Regions from separate parts of the Homo sapiens genome. Here region 1 is linked to region 2. The links are chromatin contacts, found by Hi-C in ENCODE. All regions are on one chromosome and are shown on one strand. The core of a region is the stretch at or near the end of the contact, and the rest is flanking DNA. Distances in the headings are between cores, read along the strand shown.

Region 1 (6,399 bases), core at 398-2,897, 1.3 Mb after region 2:
GGAACCCGGGGGGCCTGGAGAGAGAGGTGAGTGTGTGGCAGCTGGGCTGTGGAGCATAACCAGAGAGGCCGCAGGCTGCGGGCTGGAGGAAAACGAGGGCCTTGCAGGGGGGCTACTGTTCCTGGCAGAGAGAAAGGAGGCCTCTGGAGGTCAGAGAGAGACACAAAGAGAGCAGACAGAGCGAGGGTCAGTGAAGAGGCCAGCACGCAGGTGCCCGGGCCCTCTTGGGTCAGCGGGCGTGGGTGCCCAGGCCCTGGCACTTCCCCCATGAAGGCAGCCTGCTTTCCACGCCTTCTCATGATGCCTGTGAGGGTCTCCTCCTGCTTCCAGGCAGGGAGCCAGCTCTGGGCCTCCTTCCATTGGCCTGGGAGGTTGTGCTGCATTTCAGAGAGAGCCATCGGGAGCAGAAGCAACATGCGGAGAGGATGAGCAGGGACGGAGGCTCCACCATGACACTCTCAGTCCCAGCATCTCCTCAGCCCAGTCACCACACTGGAGAGGGAGGAGGCCCTTCAGACCCCGCAGGCCTCTGCACCCTGGGAGTTCCGCGTCTAACTCTCTTCCTGCAATCATCAGAGGCAGGAACTGGGCCCAGGTGGGGTAAAGGCAGGAAGACGTCTGCCTGCCCTGCTCCCTGGGCACTTCCCTGGATGCTGTATACCACAGGACAGAGATCGAGACTGTCTTTTGAAAAACATTTAGAGACAGGATCTCACCCTGTCACCCAGACTGGTCTCAAACTCATGGCCTCAAAGGATCCTCCCGCCGTGGGGTCCCAAAGATTATAGGCGTGAGCCACGGCGCCCAGCCCCAAACCGTCTTGATTCCCGACTTTGTAGGATGAAGGCCTGAGTGAAGAGGTGGGGAGGAGCTAAGCGGAGGAGCCCTACCCAGCCTGGACCACCCTGGGGCACGCACTCTGCGTCCACCTGACCTGGACGTGCCTCCTAAGGCTGGCAGCGAAGCCCAGGAGCAGAGCCCACGGATGGGCCCTGCAGGTGCTGGGCCTAGACCGACCGACAGACAGGCCTGGCCACTCAGGGCCACGCCGCCGCTGTGCCGCGCCTGCCCCCTCCCCGCCCGCCACCCCCGCCACTGGGGCAGGGACAGCGGGCCCAGCTCTGACCTCGGGTCTCGGGCACGCTCGACGTGGGCAGAGACACGGCCGCAGGGTCCTGGGGCTCGCTCGCTAGCCTCTGCCCGGCACACATGGACTTGAGCATCTGGAAGACGGCGAGGGGGGCCACGTTCAGCTTCAGCAGGTCCACCAGGATCCTGGCGGGGACAGACGCGGGGCCGGTGAGCCCTCTCCGCCCGGCGCGGCCACCTCCCTGAAGACCGGACAAGGACGGGGGCGGGGGCAGCGGGGGCTCCTCCCGACCAGCGGGCCGGGCGTACCCGGAGAGCAGAGGTCGGGGGTGTCTGGCGAGCATGCGGCCCCCACCCGCCCCGCTCACTTGAACACGTCGGGGTCGATACCGCCGCCCGCCGCCTGAGCCAGCTCGTACAGCTCCATCTCCTCGGTGCTCAGCACCTTCTTGCGCCGCAGCGCCAGCTTCTGCCGGGCCGCCTCCAGCCCCGGGGGCGCCGCCGACCCCGGCCCAGGCCCTACGCCCTGCGCCGCCATCCGCGAGGCCCGCCGAAAGGTGCGCCCCGCCCCGCCGCGCCCCCTAGCGGATGCGCCCACCGCCCTCTCCCTGCAGCGCCAGCGTCTGGCCTCCCGGGCTGCCCTGGCGGGAGCGGCGGGAGCGCGGGGACGGGGCCGCCTCCTCGGCGTCATTGGAGCCCAACAGTTAGTGGGCGCTCACGGTGTGCTGAGCGGCGCGCTAGGCGTCGGGAGTGGCATGGCGGACTGCAGGGGCCAGCTGCTTGGCGGTCAGGGCGTCCCTGATAGACTTGCATTGGTCGTGCTCGCTTAGGTGGCAGCACCCAGCCCAGTGCCAGGCATACATTGGGCGCTCAGTCAATACCTGTTTCAAGAAAGCGTGCAATTTTCTGGTCCGCACCGGTGCACCACTAGGGGTCGCTCTTCGGGGGGGGTGGGGGGCACTAATCAACAACCCTGCTTACGCGCACGCGCATTCCTTGCTAGGGAGAAAGTGCGTGAGCCCTACCTTGGGGCGCCAGAGGCCGCCACAACGCAGGCGCATTCAGCTAAGGACCACTCCCTCCCCCCGCACTCCTGCCTCGCCATTTCCCCTCCCTGGCCGGCCGGCCGGCCTTCTTCGCTTTGCGCACGTACCTTTTGAGGTAACGGCCCAAAGAGGTAGAAGCGCTTTTCCCGCCCGGCCGCGGGGCGTGGCTCTGCGCGCAGCTTGATGACGACGTTTTGGCGCGGTGGCGGAATGGCGGCTTCCACCTCTGAAGCGGGCGACGCTATGGGTCCCACAGGTGAGTGGCGCGGGACGCGCGCGTGAGACGGTCCGACGCCCTGGGGGCTTCCGCGAGCCCCTGCGGAGGCCATCTCCGTTCCTCCGCGAGCCCCAGGACTCGGGCGGCCCGGCGGCTCTGCCCAGGCCGGGCAGGCTGGGGAGTGGAGGGCCCCGGCTGAGTCTTCCTGCCACTCCTCTGGGCCATGCCTTTGTGCCACCTTCCCGCGCCGCTCGTACACTCTGTTCTGGTCCGGTAGGTGTTCGTTGAAGGTTACCCGTCGTTGAAGGAATTGAGGGAAGGAGAGCTTTGTGTTGAAATTGAGCCTTGGGCTCAACAGGCGGTGTGGGAGGAAGAGCCGGGTGTGGGTCCCAGCTCGACCCTTCCCCTGTGCGCTCCACATCTCCGAGCCTTGGTTTCGGAGGCTCCCGAAGCCCAATTCGCAGGAGAGTTGGAAACAAGTGGGCGCGTGCTGTTAAGGGAGGTCTTGGCATGACAGAATTTGCTTGGAATGATTAGCGTTGCCCAAGGGCTGTCGCTGTCAGAAAAACAAAACAAAACGAAACAAAAAAAACAAACGGGTCCGAAGCAGCTCCTGGAGAAAATAGGTGTTGGAGAGTCGCGACGAAGTGGACTCTAGGTGCATGGCACGCAGAGACCTGTGACGGGGGAGGGTGGCCATGGCAGGGTCAGAGAACAGGGGTGTGGGAGACACCTCTTGGGAGTTCTCGGGTTTGAATTTCCTCTCTTGGAAAGTTCCTAGAAATTCCTCTGGGCCTCATTCTTTCAGTCGCTGCCCATGAAAGCTTTTACTGAGCAGAGATGCTCTCCCCTTCATCATCTCTAGAGCTCCGCACTTATCCAGCAGTCCACAGTTTAATGCTGCTTTGATCATTTTGCAGTAGTGCAGTGTTTTCTTGACCAAGTGCATTAGGACTGAGGCGTTTTTCTTTAACACTGCAATTGATAGCTAGGTTAAGAATTGAGGCCGGGCGCGGTGGCTCACGCCTGTAATCCCAGCACTTTGGGAGGCCCAGGCGGGTGGATCACGAGGTCACGAGTTCAAGACCAGCTTGGCCAAGATGGTGAAACCTCGTCTCTAGTAGAAAATACAAAAATTAGCCGGGCGTGGTAGCGGGCGCGTGTAATCCCAGCCACTTGGGAGGCTGAGGCAGAGAATTGCTTGCACCCGGGAGGCGGAGGTTGCAGTGAGCTGAGATGGCGCCACTGCACTCCAGCCTGTGCGACAGAGCGCAGAGCGAGACTCCGTCTCAAAAAAAAAAAAGGAAAAGAGAAAGCTGGCCGGGCGCGGTGGCTCACGCCTGTAATCCCAGCACTTTGGGAGGCTGAGGCGGGCTTATCACGAAGTCAGGATATCTAGACCATCCTGGCTAACATGTGAAACCCACTCTACTAAGTAAATACAAAAGACAATTAGCCGGGCGTGGTGGCCGGCGCCTGTAGTCCCAGCTACTCGGGAGGCTGAGGCAGGAGAATGGCGTGAACCCAAGCGGAGCTTGCAGTGAGCCAAGATAGCACCACTGGACTCCAGCCTGGGCGACAGAGTGAGACTCCGTCTCAAAAAAAAAAAAAAAAAAAATTGAAAAAACTTGGGAGATGTTCCTATTGCCAAGTGGCAGAGAGGCAGAGATTCCTGTCTCCTCTCACTCTACAACTGCCTACATGGCCTCTTTACACCCAGCCTCTCTTCCTCCACAGACTGCCAGGTGCCACCCCAGTGCCGTTACTTGTGCAGTGGGCAGAGCTGGGCCAGGAAAACTGTAACTAGGCCACCAGTGGGACTTGGCAGACTTCCTGTCTGTGAAGTCTAGGTCTGAGCATTTTTTATTTTTGACCTGGGTGAGCTGAGAGGTAGGAATCTGGAAAGCTGATCTTAGTTTTCTTTCCTTTTTTTCTTCCATTTTTTGAGACAGAGTTTCCCTCTGTCACCCCGGCTGGAGTGCAATGGTGTGATCTTTGCTCACTGCAACCTCCACCTCCTGGGCTCAAGCATTTCTCATGCCTCAGCCTCCCGAGTCGCTGGGACTACAGGTGCCCGCCACCACACCCAGCTAATTTTTGTATTTTTAGTAGAGATGGGGTTTTGCCTTGTTGGCTACACTGGTCTCGAACTCCTGGCCTCAAGTGATCTGCCCACCGTGGCCTCCCAAAGTGCTGGGATTACAGGTGTGAGCCATGGCGCCCGGCCTTTGATCCTAGTTTTCTGATGGCTTATTCAAAGGCTCCCTTGGCAGAGCTTGCTCTTCCCCTCCGTTCATTGCATAGTGCACGGGTAATATGGAGGGGATTTGCCCCTGTCTCAGTTTTGTGAGGCGGTCTTTGTATTGGAATCTTGGTTCTGCCACTTACTAGCTGGGTGGGGGTAAGTGAGTTATCCCATTTCTGCCTCTCCTTCATCATCTGTACTGACTTGCAGTCATAGTACATCTGTACCCATCGGGTTGTTGTGAGGTTGGTTTTTCTATTCTTGTATGACAAACTTAGCAGTTTAAACCAGCACCCATTTATTATCTCATAGTTATGTGTGCAGAAGTCCAGGCAAGCTCAGCTGTGCATTACAAGATTAAAACCAAGGTGTTGGCAGCTTTGCTCTTATCTGAAAACTCCAGGGAAGAAGCTGCTTCCAGGTTTATTTAGGTTGCTGGCAGAATCCAGTTCCTTGGAGTTGTAGAACTAAGGTCTTTGTTTCCTTGCTGGCTGTCAGCTGGGGACTACTCTGTAACTTAAGGTCCCCTAACTTAGGACTCTAATTGGATGTGCAAAATGCCATCACAGCAGTACCTAGATGAGTATTTGATTGAACAAACAGGGGTCGGGAATCTCGGGCTGCTATCTTTAGAATTCTGCCTACCACTGAGGATTAAATGAGGAGATATATAGAGAGCATTTAGAGTGAGTCCTGGTATATAACAAATGCTGTACAAGCATTACCAGGGATTCAGTACCACAAACTTGGCTCTGAAGCTGGCCACTATGGGCTGCAGGAGAACAGTGTTTCTTTTTTTTTTTTGAGACAGAGTCTTGCTCAGCCTTCTAGGCTGGAGTGTAGTGGCGTGATCTCAGCTCACTGCAACCACCTTCTCCTGGGTTCAAGTGATTCTCGGGTCTCAGCCTCCTGAGTAGCTGGGATTATAGGCACCCACCATCATGTCCGGCTAATTTTTGTATTTTGGTAGAGACGGGGTTTTACCATGTTGGCCAGGCTGGTCTTGAACTCCTGACCTCAGGTGATCCTCCTGCCTCAGCCTCCCAAACTACTGGGATTACAGGCGGAAGCCACCGTGCCCAGTTGAGAACAGCATTTGTATAAAAGATGGGAATTGCTGGCCGGGCGTGGTGGCTCACGCCTGTAATCCCACATTTTGGGAGGCTGAGGCGGATAGATCGCTTGAGTCTGGGAGTTCAAGAGCAGTCTGAGCAACATGATGAAACCCCCATCTTTACAAAAAGTACAAAAATTAGCTGGGCTTGTTGATGTTTGCCTGTAGTTCCCGCTAGTTGGGAGGCTGATGCAGGAGGATCACTTGAGCTCAGGAGTTTGAGGTTGCAATGAGCTATGATCGCACCACTGTACTGCAGCCTGAGTGAGCAAGCAAGAGCCTGTCTCTAATCAATAAGTAAGACATGAGAATTGGCAATATAATGTGTGTTGCAAATTGGTAATGTAATGTGTGATATTCTCCTGGGCATTGTGAAACTATGTAATATTTTGTTAGGGCCAGGTGCAGTGGCTCACACCTGTAACCCCAACACTTAGGAGGCCAAGGCAGGAAGATCAGTGGAGGCCAGGATCCTGGGCATCACAGCCTGACAAACTAGCCTGGGCAACATAGCAAGACCTTGTCTCTAAAAAAAAAGGAAAATTAGCCAGGCATAGTGGCATGTGCCTGTACTCAGGAGACTGAGGTGGGAGGATTGCTTGAACCCAGGAGTTTGAGGTTGCAGTGAGCTATGATCGTGCTGCCGCATGCCAGCCTGGGCAACAGAACGAGACCCTGTCTCTAAAGA
Region 2 (6,572 bases), core at 1-2,500:
CCAGAGGGCGCAGGAGAGACATGCACAGCCCTGTGAGGTTTGGCTCTTGCTGGCCCTCCAGAAGCCAGGGTGGGCTTTTCCCAGCCCAGGGGGCAGAGTACTCCCTGGTCAGGTAAGGGTAGGAACCTGCCCTGCACCAGACAGGTGGGACAGGGCAGGGCTTTCCTGAGGGCTGGCTTTGGAAACTCAAACAGAAAGAACAATGTGGCCCTCCAAGACCCCCTCCTTGCCAAGGCCTCTGTGATAACACTTGCTCTCCTCCTTTATCTGCCCCAAAGGACCTCCCACCTCAAGGCACACAGAGGACACAGGCACACGTGTGACGGGGCCAACACTCACAGCTCTGAACGATGCGTCCAGGGGCCAGTGGCCAAAGCAATGCTGCAAGAAGAGGTAGAGTTTCTGCTGGACGAACCTCGGGACAGCAGCCCTGCAGGGGATGGGGAGGGTCACCTGCTGCTTGCCCAGTAAGGAGGCCCTGCTCACAGATGACCCCAGGGCTCCCATCAGTGAGGGTTGGCTCCGCCGGGGGAGAGCACTGGGCACCTCCGGGAGGTTCAGCCCCATTCTTCAGAGGAAGAAATCAAGGTTCAGAGAGGTTAGGGAACATCCCAAGGACACACAGCACGCAGGCGGCCGAGTCAGCACAACTCCTGCACACACCTCACCCTCCGTCCCATACAAACAGCCCACTCTGCTGGCCCTGGTGGGCCTGGCAGTCAGGGCCACCCCAACTCTTCTGACAGGGTTGAAGAATATGAGATGCAAGAGATGGCAGCACAATGGGGCCTCTCTGGCCAGTCTGGAGAGAGAGGCTCTGGGAGCCAACTGGGCGGGGTGAGAGGACACCTGCCTAGGCCTGGAGAGGCCTCACGTGCTCTGTGAACAGAAAGGGACTCCCCTCACCCTGCCCTCCATGCCCTGGGGAGAGGTCGCTGTGGGCGACACCTTAGGAGGGGAAAGTGGGGGAGACGGCAGTGGTGGGAAGCCGCAAGGGCCACCCACCGTTTGAACTCCTCCAGGGGGCTGGTGGCGTGGGAGTGGGCGGAGGGTGAGGCCTGCTCTGGCTTCAGGCTGTTGGCAAAGGCGTGCAGGTGCTTCAGCAGCAGGCGCACCACCAACACATGCTCCTCAGTAGGCGTGAACGACTCCTGGGTGGAGAAGGAGGGGTGAGGGCCTGGGAAGGAGCGTGGCACCCATAGCACTCCGCCTCCAGGTCTGACCACATCCCGCCCTGAGCCAGTTGCTCTGCTGCCCCCACGGGAGGCATGAGCCAGGCCAGGAGTGGGGCCACCCCATGGGGCACCACTGTGCCTGGCACCCAGATGTGCCTTGCACTGCTTGGTCTGAACTGTGACCAGCTTGTGGTATGGAAGTGCTTGGCCCAGCGCCCACACAGCCCTGGGGAGGCCTCACTAAGACAGACACATCTGCAGAGGGCCTCCCAGCCCTGCTTCTGCACGGCTGCAAATCCGCAGCGGGTGGCACAGGCTGTGCCCTTGGGCGCTGGTGCCTGTCTTGATCCCCAGGGCAGGAGAAAGCCAGCATCACCCACAAGCTCTGGATCCAGGGTCTCCCACCTGCCTCCCAAGTGTGTGCAGAAAGCACATGGAACCCAGGTGTGGTGCCTCAGACCTGTAATTCCAGCACTTTGGGAGGCCAAGGTGGAAAGATCGCTAAGAAGAAGTTCGAGATTAGCCTAGACAACATAGGGACACCCTGTCTCTACAAAAAATTTTTAAAAGTTAGCTGGGTGTGGTGGTGCACACCTATAGTCCTAATGACTCAGGAGGCTAGGGTGGGAGGATCACTTCAGCCCAGGAGTTTGAGGCTGCAGTGAGCTAGGATCGTGCCACTGCACTCCAGCGTGGGTGAGAGTAAGACCTGGTTCAAAAATAAGAACCCCATGGCTTCACTTTCCTCCCCAATTCCTCCCACCTGCTCCTCATCCTGGACACAGCCAGATGAGAACTCGGCCCAGTAGAAGCCCCGGGCGTCACTTCCTCTGTTGCCCAGGGACCTGTGGTCAGGAAAACCCCAAGACAAAAGCACAGTCAAGCATATTAGGCCAAACTTTTTTTTTTTTTCTTGAGACAACGTCTCCCTCTGTCGCCCAGGCTGGAGCACAGTGGCGCAATCTCGGCTCACTGCAACCTCCGCCTCCAGGTTCAAGCAATTCTCCTGACTCAGCCTCCTGAGTAGCTGGGACGACAAGTGTGTGCCACCATGCCCAGCTAATTTTTATTTTTCATAGAGATGGGGTTTCACCATGTTGGCCTGACCTCAGGTCTCCCAAAGAGAGGGAATACAGGCGTGAGCCACTGTGTCCAGCCTAGGCCAAACTTTTGATTTGTAACATACAAGCAGGATCCTGGAGATCTAGCCGGAGAGGAAAGCCTTTTTGGTGGCCATGGGCTTCCTCTGGTTGTTTAGCATTGGGAGGGCAGGTGGGCGCATCGAGAGTAGACGAGGGCAGGGAAGTAGGGGTGCTGAGGGCAGGACCCTGAGTCTGAGTGGACATGCTCGCCTCTCCACACTTGTCCCCTAGCCCTTTGGGCCGTAACACATCTGTGCTGCTGAGGCTGGTGCAGGGCCCAGCCTCCAGGTATATCCTGGTATGCTGTAGACCCCGCACGGGCCACTGCCCATATCGCTACCCACTCAAGTCTCCCCGTCAGGAAACTGTCCCCACAGGTCCAAGTGACACACCCCAGAGATAAGTGGCTGAGTCTGAAGATGGAGCTATGGGGTGGGAGGCATTTTCTTTTTTTTGAGACAGGGTCTCACTCTGTCACCCGCGCTGTAGTGTCGTGGTCTCGGCTCACTGCAGCCTCTGCCTCCAGGGCTTAAGGGATCCTCCCATCTCAGCCTCCCGGGTAGCTGGGAACACAGGCGCACACACCACCACACCAGGCTAATTTTTGTATTTGTAGAGACAGGGGTTTCGCCATGTTGCCCAGGCTGGTCTCAAACTCCTGAGCTCAGGCAATCCGCCTGCCTCAACCTCCCAAAGTGCTGGGATTACAAGCATGAGCCATCGTGGCTGGCTATTTTTCTCTATCTGTATTGTTAAGTCTTTGGGCAATGAATTTGCATTGTTTTGGAAGAAAGGGCCAGGTGCGGTGGCTCACGCCTATAATCCCAACACTTTGGGAGGCCAAGGCAGGCAGATCACTTGAGGTCAGGAGTTTGAGACCAGCCTGGCCAATATGGTGAAACTACATCTCTACTAAAAATACAAAAATTAGCCGGGTGGGTGGCACATGCCTGTAATCCCAGCTACTCAAGAGGCTGAGGCAGAAGAATCACTTCAATCTGGGAGGTGGAGATTGCAGTGAGCCGAGACCATGTCAATGCATTCCAGCCTGGGCAACGGAGTGAGACTCCATCTCAAAAAAAAAAAAAAAAAGACAGAAGGAGAAAAGTATGAGACATAATACCTGTACCTATACTGCCCAACTAGAAGGGCACCAGTGGGGTGGGAAGTTAGACCAGGGTCTTTCTCCTCCTCCAGTCTCAGCCCAGGCCCTCCCTCCAATCCTGGCCTGGGATCCTGAGCCGTAACATCCTTCCTGCAGCTAAGGGGAGGGGAAGACCTCCACATGTGAACTGGAAAACTGCTTTCCCCTGCTGGTGCACTTGACCCACCTCACCTGGTCCTTCCGAAGGGTCTGGAGGGCCCACTGTCCGCCCCTGCCGCCGGCAGTCACATGGAACCCTCTCAGGCTATTTTCCCATAGGTTTGCTGAGCCAAACTTCTCCCTCAGCTCTGCACCCCTCCTGGGCCATGTTCCCACATGGAGTCCCTGGCCACAGTCACCTGCTTGCTTCTTAAGGATGTGTCCCCAAAGCCGCACATTTCCCACTGGGCTGAGACTCACAGCACCTCAGCTCACCCCACCTGGGTCTCGCTGGTCACCCTCCCACCATGGGGTTTGCCAGATGCTTTCTGGACCACTGTCCTCCCTCCCTGGCGCAAGCCCTCAGGTCCCTCCTCTCCTCTGCAGTGGCTCCTGCGGAATGAGGTGCCCCTGTGTGCTGTGGCCACCATCCCAGCCCACCAGCGCTAAGGAGCCAACACATTTTCTCATCTTATGCTCAAATTCCTGTTCAATCATGTGTGCTCTTTCCCAGGTGAATGGGACAGATCACTGGCTGTGAGCACAGCCCGTCTCCCCCGGCTCTCACAGATTCCTCTGTCATCCCTGAAGTCCCCTACAGGTCTGAACTCTGCTTCACTGACCTCAAATCCATCCACACACTTGTCATTTCTGCCTAGGCAGCTGCAACCTCTATGAGGTCACCACCCACTCTAATCTGCCTCTGGAGGTGTGTATGAGCGGCCAGGGCTCCCCAGGTGAAGGCCGGGTCCTGGCTGGGCTGTCAAGGACTGACAGCTTCTGTGGGCTATAGGGTCAAGCCCCAGGTCCTTCCCACCCCCTGCCTCACACGCAAGCTCTGGGTCACAGCACCTCCAGGCTGGGTGACAGTTCTGAACAAGGCAGAACCCACACCACCCGTAAGTCCCAGGCCTCTGCGTCTTCAGCTCCTTCCTAAGCGCCAGACCCTGCAGAGTGCAGTGAACCCAGCCACTGCTGAGGCCTGAGGACTCCAGCTCTTCAAACCAGGGCCAAGCACGAGGCCTCCAACACTGGAGAGCTTGTGACACCTCCACTGGCCTGGAGCCTGGACAGCCAGGGCCACATGCCCACATGCCTCGTTCTGCCACAAAGCCACCACCCCCACCCCCAACCAAACTAGTCTACAAAGCCAGGGGCCAAGCCAGGCTGGAGGCTGACCCCTGCCTCCCCCCGACACAGGGGCTTCGTTCTGCTTGGAACTAGCCTCTGAGTCACCAGCGGCCGGCCCCGGCGGCCCCTTGCTTTGCCAGGCATGGACATGCACTCTGGGCAGGAGGAAGGGAACGAATGAGCCAGTACTTGGTAGGCGTGGAGGGCCTGGAGGCTGGGTTGGGCGGGGCTGTAGAGGGCGCTGGAGACACTGAGTCGGTAGTGCAGAACCTCCAGCTGAGATAAGAAACAGAGAGATGCCGGAAGAGGCCGAAGAGCAGAGGACAAGAGAATGGGGTGGGGAAGGGGAGAGATAGGACCAGACACGGGAGGGGGAAGCGGAGAGAGAAAGAAAGCAATGAGAACGAGCCCAGGAGTGAGGAGAAAAAAACAAAAACAAAGCACGGTCAGTGACAATCCAAACAATTGCAGTCCCAGCAGCCGCGGGCCAGCGCAGCACCCCCCTCCACAACCAGGCCAGGGCTGTGGCCACACTCTCCTCGCTTTGAAGGCCCGGGCAGAGGGGCCTCCAGGTCACCTGGGTGGCCCCTCAGTATTGCTGGGGCCTAAAGGCCTCTCTAGCTCCTTGGAAGGGCCCAACTCACTGCCCTTCAAGACGGGACCCACTCTCCCCAGTGACTGAGGTCACACTATGTGTGGCAAATGCAAACCAGAGCCCTCCAAGAGCCCAGGGCCCTCACTGGGACATGCTGCCAGCCACCAAGACCTCAAGATCCTGAGGCTCAGAAAAGAAACCAGCGGAGCATGTTCCAGGAGGAGCACTCTGCCCAGAAAACACATGTGGAATTGACTGGATTTCCCTGGGTTGTCTTAAGAAATTTACCAAATTGGTATAAGACATGATTGATTCCTATGTGTCTAAAACTCAAATCAATGTCCCCTCCATGACTGGCTCTCTGAGAACTGAGGGCGAGGACAGGTCCCCAAGGGTAGCACAGAGACGAGGAGCACAGGCTCAGGCCACCAGGCCCTGCCCTCCACCCTCATAGTCTGGACGTCAGCTAAGGTGGTGTGCACATCAGCTCTGACTCCTGGAGGCAGCCTCTCCTACCGCACCAGAAACTCCCACCCTCCAGATACAGTGGGTTCCCAAGGGCGGGAGCCCCTGAGGATCTGGCCACAGCCACACACACCCAGAGGCAGCAGGAACCTGAGGCTGAGCTGGCTCCTAGCCAGGACCCTCCGACCTGCTGCCCTGCAGCACCACGGCCTGCCGAAGCACCCCTTCAGCCCAGTGCAGCCACAGCCGGCCTGGTGCACATCCTGCCCCGCCAGCAGCATGCCTCCTGCCCAAGCAGCACACCCACTGGGCTCCACACAGGAGAAATCAGAACACACGCCAGTCGCCATGACACGCAGAGCAGGGAGTGAAGGAGCAGGGCAGGGAGGTGTTGCCCTCCACAGCCTTCCTCTGTGCCAGACCTGGGGCTCAGGGAGGAATCAGACACATAGTTCCCCAGTGTGGCTCTGCCCTTGCTTGCAGGAACACAGTGGCCTACAGCGCCATGGCCATCCTTACTGCCCACAGGGCCACTGGGGAGCAAGCATGCATCCTGGACTCAAGCAGGGTGAGGAGGATGACCCCAGGAGCCTCACTTCCTGCATCTGAAAATAAGGGCTAGTGGGGACGGGCAGGGATTTCTGCATGGCAGTACGTGTAGCACAGGCCTGGACAAGCGGCAAGAAGCCTTGGGAGACACAGACCTCCACAGCTGCCTTTCTCTGACTCCCACCCACCAAGTTTTCTTGCGTTTTGTGTTT

Evidence for each region. Hi-C counts contacts between places; a loop is a spot of excess contacts on that map. Pooled maps may share reads with other maps.
Region 1: a loop to region 2 is called in a pooled map, with 2.6 times the contacts of the local background. The contact joins the promoter of MZT2A here to the enhancer-like site in region 2. A Hi-C loop is called at or near these places in 3 of 168 maps with a recorded cell type or tissue (GM18951, HAP-1 and colonic mucosa) and 7 of 50 pooled maps.

What each region holds. Positions count from the first base shown.
Region 1 is chr2:131,490,750-131,497,148 of GRCh38, forward strand. It overlaps MZT2A (mitotic spindle organizing protein 2A), which reads right to left and starts at 1,648. Exons shown (of 3, transcript NM_001085365.2): 1 at 1,458-1,648; 2 at 1,127-1,275. The coding sequence starts at 1,627. It overlaps MIR4784 (microRNA 4784), which reads right to left and starts at 487; the gene lies at 411-487. It also overlaps the pseudogene SMPD4BP. RefSeq lists enhancers at 979-1,772, 1,773-2,566 and silencers at 1,369-1,878, 2,399-2,588.
Region 2 is chr2:130,156,246-130,162,817 of GRCh38, forward strand. SMPD4 (sphingomyelin phosphodiesterase 4) reads right to left here. Exons shown (of 20, transcript NM_017951.5): 11 at 4,941-5,027; 12 at 1,006-1,151; 13 at 340-430. Among named protein-coding and RNA genes, the nearest start is that of CCDC74B, 14 kb to the left of the region's middle. RefSeq lists enhancers at 1,969-2,068, 4,139-4,768. Within about 2 kb of position 1,251, at least 6 of the 41 ENCODE cell types and tissues checked have a DNase peak (open chromatin) inside an H3K27ac peak, as active enhancers do.